2 separate regions of the Homo sapiens genome follow, and region 2 is linked to region 1. The links are chromatin contacts, found by Hi-C or POLR2A ChIA-PET in ENCODE. All regions are on one chromosome and are shown on one strand. Each heading gives the region's core, a stretch centred on a gene start or an enhancer-like site at or near the end of the contact. The rest is flanking DNA. Distances are from core to core; before and after follow the strand shown. Region 1 overlaps ABCC1 (ATP binding cassette subfamily C member 1 (ABCC1 blood group)). Region 2 overlaps MYH11 (myosin heavy chain 11).

Region 1 (3,370 bases), core at 217-2,716:
AGGCAGTGACTGTTACTATACACAGATGCAAAGGTGCCTCATGGTTAAAGAAAAGGTTTCACAGGATAACAGGTAGATTCCACTTACGTTAAAAGAAAAAGAAACAAGCAAACAAAAGTGTTGGGGTATGTGGGAATCCACACGGGAAAGTTTTGGGGGAAATTCACCCGAATGCTAATGGGGCCTCTCTCTGGAGAGGAGAGGAACGGGGCGAACAGGAACAAACTGTCTTTCTCCACCATAAACTTCTTTGTTTTTTTGTTTTTCGAGACAGAGTCTCACTCTGTCACCCAGGCTGGAGTGCAGTGATGTTTCTTCAGCTCACTGCAACCTCCACCTCCCGGGTTCCAGCGATCCTCCCACCTCAGCCTCCCAAGTAGCTGGAATTATAGGCACCTGCCACCATGCCAACTAATTTTTGTATTTTTAGTAGAGACGGGATTCACCGTTGGCCAGGCTGGTCTCGAACTCCTGGCTTCAAGTGATCCACCCACCTTGGCCTCTCAAAGTGCTGGGATTGCAGGCGTGGGCCACTGTGTCCAGCCCTGTATTGATTTTTTCTTTTTTAAAACAACAAGTGTATCTCTATTTTATAATTTATGTACATAATTGAAGGGGAGATGCTATAACAACACAGTGAGCGGAATGGAGAGAAGTATGTGGAACTTTCTATCTATATATAAAAATACATGCAAATACAGAATAGTGGTAGGACTAATGAGGACAATTACTTTCTCTTGGGTTTGTCAAACACGATCCTTCTAAAAATATAAAAGTCAGTCAAAAGTAAAATGCTTTTAAAAACTGAACTCAGGCCGGGTGTGGTGGCTCACACCTGTGATCCCAGCACTTTGGGAGGCTGAGGCGGGTGGATCACGAGGTCAGGAGTTCGAGACCAGCCGGGCCAACATGGTGAAATCCCTTCTCTACTAAAAATACAAAAATCGCCTGTAATCCCAGCTACTCAGGAGGCTGGGAATCGCTTGAACCCAGGAGAAGGAGGTTGCAGTGAGCTGAGATCATGCCACTGCACTCCAGGCTGGAGCGAGACTTAAGTCTCAAACAAACAAAAAAAAAACTGAATTCAATCTAACTGAACGCTTTAACTGGGTGAATTCCATGGCATGTGAAATTCACATGTCAATGAGGCTATTATAAAAACTAATGAAATAAGTTAGCTGGGCGGGGTGGTGGGTACTTGTAATCCCAGCTAATTGGGAGGCTGAGGCAGGAGAATCACTTGAACCCAGGAGGTGGAGGTTGCAGTGAGCTGAGATCGTGCCACTGCATTCCAGCCTGGGCAAAAAAAAAGCCAAATTCCATCTAAAAAAAAAAAAAAAAAAAACCTAATGAAATACCTTGTAAGTGAATTAAATTCAGTGTCAAGTTGGAAGCCGCCGGTGTAATACACCCTTGGTTCCTCACGGGGGCACTCACGCCATTCTTACAATGCTCACCCGTGACATGGGACCTGGTTCACCCAGTCAGAATGTTAAAGGAGTGGGCCGAGGTCACCTCTGTGAATTCCTCAGGAGGACAGACCTTACAGAGGCCTTGGTCTCACTCCCAAGGGGCATCTCTCCTCAGGAGGCCGGGTAGCATGACTCCCATGGCACTGGATAGGGTCTCTGAGGAGGCACAGGCTCAACGCCTAGGTCTGCCATTTACCAGCCATGTGATCTTGGGCAAGTAACTTCAGCTTTTTGTCTCAGTTTCCTCACCTGTAAAATGGGGGTAATAGTAGCATCTAAATTATAGGGCTGGGCTGGGCATGGTGGCTCCCGCTTGTAATCCCAGCACTTTGGGAGGCCAAGGCAGGCAGATCACTAGAGCTCAGGAGATCAAGATGAGTCTGGGCAAAATCCCGTCTCTACTAAAAATACAAAAATCAGTCCGGTGTGATGGCATATGCCCGTGGTCCCAGACACTCAGGAGGCAGAGGTAGGAGAATCACTTGAGCCTGGGAGGCAGCGAATGAGATCGCACTACACTCCAACCCGGGCAAGAGTGAGACCGTGTCTCAAAAATCAGTCATAGAGCGGGGTAAAGACTGAGTGCATTACTCTATATTAAACGTTTAAGTCTGGGCCTGACATTCTACAAGGCACTATGTGTGTCCCTGTTATCATTAATGTAGGGTGGGGGTGTCGCCAGGCATTATTGTGATTATCTATTATCACTGCTGTTCCTACTTGTGCTGCTGTTCAGGGCCTAAGAAGGCAGTTATTAAGGGCAACGCAACATCAAAGACTGGAGGCACGGGTCCTAGTCCCAGCTGTTCTACCAAGCCACGTGGGACCTTGGATCAGCTGTTGTCCCTCCCCAGGTTCCCTTTTTCTCCATCTATAAAAAGGGGACTGGGGTTCAATAACGGCAGGGTTTCCCAAACTTTGGTCAGTTCCCAGCTACATCATTCGTGTAGTATGCATGTACTCATTCTCTTGTTGTTTTAATATGCTTAATCAAGTCACTTAGACTTAATTTCTCAACTTACTTAAGAGGAAAATTTATTACAATCACAAAAGGAAAAGTAGTATTATTTTCCGTAACAGGAGTCCCCTATACAAATACATAACAGGCCAGGCGCAGTGGCTCACGCCTGTAATCCCAGCACTTTGGGAGGCTGAGGCAGGCGGATCACCTGAGGTCAAGAGTTTGAGACCAGACTGGCCAACTTAGTGAAACCCCCATCTCTACTAAAAATACAAAAATTAGCCAGGCATGATGACAGGCACCTGTAATCCCAACTATTTGGGAGGCTGAGGCAGGAGAATTACTTGAACCTGGGAGGAGGAGGTTGCAGTGAGCCGAGATTGTGCCACTGCACTCCAGCCTGGGTGACAGTGAGACTCCATCACACACACAAAAAAACCAAATTCATAACAAATAACAGAAGGTTATTTCTGATAGACAGAATCCGTCCTGTTGAAGACTCCAAGTGTGAGGGCTGCTGTTTATCTGTCTGTTGAAGGGAGATCATCTCAATTGCTAAGGTGTTAAAGACCTGCTAGCCCCAGACTAAGACTTTCTCTGTGATACCATCAGAAGTTATGAAAGAGAAATAGAGGGGGAAACTTCTTCACAATGTGAATACCTTCTGAATGCCCTGACAGCATCCCACAGTCTCGTATATGGATACCCCAGATCTTGGGTAAAGCCGGTAAACTATTTTCACCCTAAAACCGGGCTCTAAATAAGTGCTGCAAAAAGACTGGACAAGCGTTAAGATGCACTTCTACCTGGTGAGGTATCCAGCTCAGAGGCAGAGGTGCACAGGATAGGGTCCAGAGATCTCCTTGGGGTAAAGCTACACCAAAGACCAAGAGGTCCAGCCAGGGGCCCTTGCCTACCTCCTTCTCAGTCTCTGAAT
Region 2 (3,076 bases), core at 201-2,700, 300 kb after region 1:
AGTTCGAGACCAGCCTGGGCAATATGGTGAAACCCTGTCTCTACAAAAAACAAAATAAAAATTACCTGGGCATGGTTGTGCACACCTGTGGTACCACCTACTTGGGAGGCTGAGGCGAGAGGATCACTTAAGCCCAGAAACTCAAGGTTGTAGTGAGCCAAGATCACCCCACTACACTGCAGCCTGGGCGACAGAGCAAGACCCTGTCTCAAAAAAAAAAAAAAGTAAACAACATTCTCTTCTGTTCTTGCTCTTCAGACTTAACTGCTCCCGTCACTGGTTGGGTTTCTTTAATTCTGCACACATATCTGTAAACACTTTCTTTATTAAATGTTCCTGAGTTAATATCTTAAGCACACTGTTCATTTTCTGTGCCACCTGTTAAATGATGAGCATTTAATATGATTGTCAGCATCCAAAAAAGATCCTGCGTAGTGCTTAGTTCGGTGCCCAACACATAGTAAGTGCTCAATGAACGGTGGCTGTTATTTAAGCCAGTGAGGTCCGGGGAGGTAAAGTGGCAGGTCGGAGGAGTGGAGCTGAGATTTGAACCCAGAGCTCTTCAAAACTCCACAGTTTGGCCAGGTGCAATGGCTCACAACTATAATCCCAGTGCTTTGGGAGGCTGAAATGAGAGAATTGCTTGAGCCCAGGAATTTGAGACCAGCCTGAGCAACACAGTGAAACCCATGTCTCTACAGAAAATATAAACATCAGCCAGGCCTGGTGGCGCCCGCCTGTAGTCCTGGCTACTCAGGAGGCTGAGGTAGGAGGATCACCTGAGTCCAGAAAGGTCAAGGTTTCAGTGAGTCACGTTCACACCACCGCACTCCAGCCTAGGTGACAGAGTGAGACCCCATCTCAAAACAAACACAAAACCCCCCACAGTTGCAAAATAAAACATAGGCAGCTTGGAAACCCACTCTCGCCCTTTCTCCTCTTCCCACGTACCTGGAATATCAGTGAGGCCCAGGGTTTCCACTAAGACTCCAAGCTCCAGTTTCCCCATCTCTAACATGAGAATATTGAGTGCTTCTGTGCAATCTGTCTACCCTGGAGGAGGTCTGGAAGTAAGCTGGGTTCTCTGTCTGCAGACGTACTCTGGCCTCTTCTGCGTGGTGGTCAACCCCTATAAACACCTGCCCATCTACTCGGAGAAGATCGTCGACATGTACAAGGGCAAGAAGAGGCACGAGATGCCGCCTCACATCTACGCCATCGCAGACACGGCCTACCGGAGCATGCTTCAAGGTGAGTGAACTCAGGGCTGCACGGGGCCAGCTCCAGGGAGCCCCTCCTGTCCTGCTTGTCTGCAGTTCTTGCCAGGAATGTGGAGTTTGGCAGGCACTGCGAGGGACCAGGAGTTACTGTGGCTGAAAAAGGGAAAAAGCAAAAGGAACATCTGTGTTTGCAGCCTGGGAGGGTGAGGGAGAGCCAAGAGCTTGGGCAAATACGGGCATGGGCCCGCTCCAGCTCCAGCTCCGGGGCTCGCTGCCCAAGGTCCCCGTCGGGCCAGCTGTCTGCAAAGGATGGAAAGAGGGTGGGGAACAGCCCTGGGGCTGAGCCATTGTGGTCTGTGTTGACACCTACCTGTCCCTCAACCCCTGTGGGACTGTGGGTAAATATCTTTTCCTCTTCAGCCTCAGTTTCCTCATTTGTCAAAAGGGGTGATAGTCTCTATCTTGTAGCTTCTTGTGAAGATTGTTAATGCTGGTTTTTCCAAACTTAAGACTTGTGCCTATTACTTTCATGTTTATACGTTATTATTTTTACTATTGTTTTATTATTTTTGAGACAGGGTCTCACTTTCTCGCCCAGGCTGAAGTGCAGTGGTGCCATCTCGGCTCCCTGCAACCTCCGCCTCCTGGGCTCAAGCAATTCTCCTGCCTCAGCCTCCCAAGTAGCTGGGACTATAGGTGTGGACTGTCATGTCAAGCTAATTTTAAAAAGGTGGGTTTTTTTGTTTTGTTTTTGTTTTGTTTTGTTTTGTTTTTGGAAGTGACAGGATCTTGCTATACTGGTTGGTCTCAAACTCTTGGCCTCAGGCGATCCTCCCACTTTGGCCTCCCAAAGTTCTGGGATTATAGGCATGAGCCACTGCACCCAGGCCTTCTCACCTTCTATTTAGAACACTTTGGAGCCCCTGAAATAGCCACCCCCAAGTCAAACAGAGGGACTAGGCAGTTAATGCAAACAAGTGTACCAGGTCAGGCGAAGAGTACAAGAAACTCGAAAACTCACACCCCCTCTGAAAGGGCACCAACAGGTGGGAACCCAGGGATCTGAGTTGGGAGTTGAGAGGAGCCCAATTCTGGAAGTTCTTGAGGCCGGAATCCAGGTGTGCCTGAGAGATGCCACGACCCCGCCCCCAAGATAGAGGGACTCAGGTATAAGTGCCCCAACTTTCTGACAGTGAGCCAGACTCCACAGGTAGGACCAGAATCTTGGCCCTTCTAGGCAGGGCCTGCCATTACCTCCAAAGACCAGCAGGTGGAGCCTTGCAAAGGCAATCTTGGAGCTGTAATCTCAGGTTGTAAAGTGATGGCTCCTGGAGTCAGGTATCTGTCTTTTTTTTTTTTTTGAGACGGAGTCTCGCTCTGTCGCCCAGGCCGGACTGCGGACTGCAGTGGCGCAATCTCGGCTCACTGCAAGCTCCGCTTCCCGGGTTCACGCCATTCTCCTGCCTCAGCCTCCCGAGTAGCTGGGACTACAGGCGCCCGCCACCGCGCCCGGCTAATTTTTTGTATTTTTAGTAGAGACGGGGTTTCACCTTGTTAGCCAGGATGGTCTCGATCTCCTGACCTCATGATCCACCCGCCTCGGCCTCCCAAAGTGCTGGGATTACAGGCATAAGCCACCATACCCAGCAATTCCTGGTTCTTTTCTGGAGCTGAGGTCCCACTAAGCACATTTTAATCTAAATACCAAAAAGAAAGAAAATTCTGTTAGCAAAGGAGAAGGAGGGGGAGCGACAGATGGGTAAGCATTTCTACAGTGCTCTGAAAAAATTTATTTGTAACTTGAAAAAGTCTTTAATATTGTATATTCATTCTAGAAAAACTTAAACATATATTTA

What was found. Hi-C counts contacts between places; a loop is a spot of excess contacts on that map. ChIA-PET counts read pairs that join two places held with the same protein, here RNA polymerase II (POLR2A). Pooled maps may share reads with other maps.
Region 2: a loop to region 1 is called in a map of naive thymus-derived CD4-positive, alpha-beta T cell, with 30 times the contacts of the local background. The contact joins two enhancer-like sites. A Hi-C loop is called at or near these places in 8 of 168 maps with a recorded cell type or tissue (CD4-positive, alpha-beta memory T cell, MCF 10A, PC-3 and 4 more), 16 of 37 single-sample maps with no recorded cell type and 16 of 50 pooled maps. POLR2A ChIA-PET finds 5 or more read pairs at or near these places in 4 of 52 experiments (BJ, OCI-LY7, activated naive CD4-positive, alpha-beta T cell and 1 more).

The regions. Positions count from the first base shown.
Region 1 is chr16:16,125,892-16,129,261 of GRCh38, reverse strand. It overlaps ABCC1 (ATP binding cassette subfamily C member 1 (ABCC1 blood group)), which reads right to left. Exons shown (of 31, transcript NM_004996.4): 26 at 3,351-3,370. Among named protein-coding and RNA genes, the nearest start is that of ABCC6, 96 kb to the left of the region's middle. Within about 2 kb of position 1,466, at least 6 of the 41 ENCODE cell types and tissues checked have a DNase peak (open chromatin) inside an H3K27ac peak, as active enhancers do.
Region 2 is chr16:15,821,430-15,824,505 of GRCh38, reverse strand. MYH11 (myosin heavy chain 11) reads left to right here. Exons shown (of 41, transcript NM_002474.3): 3 at 1,095-1,251. Among named protein-coding and RNA genes, the nearest start is that of MYH11, 34 kb to the left of the region's middle. Within about 2 kb of position 1,450, at least 10 of the 41 ENCODE cell types and tissues checked have a DNase peak (open chromatin) inside an H3K27ac peak, as active enhancers do.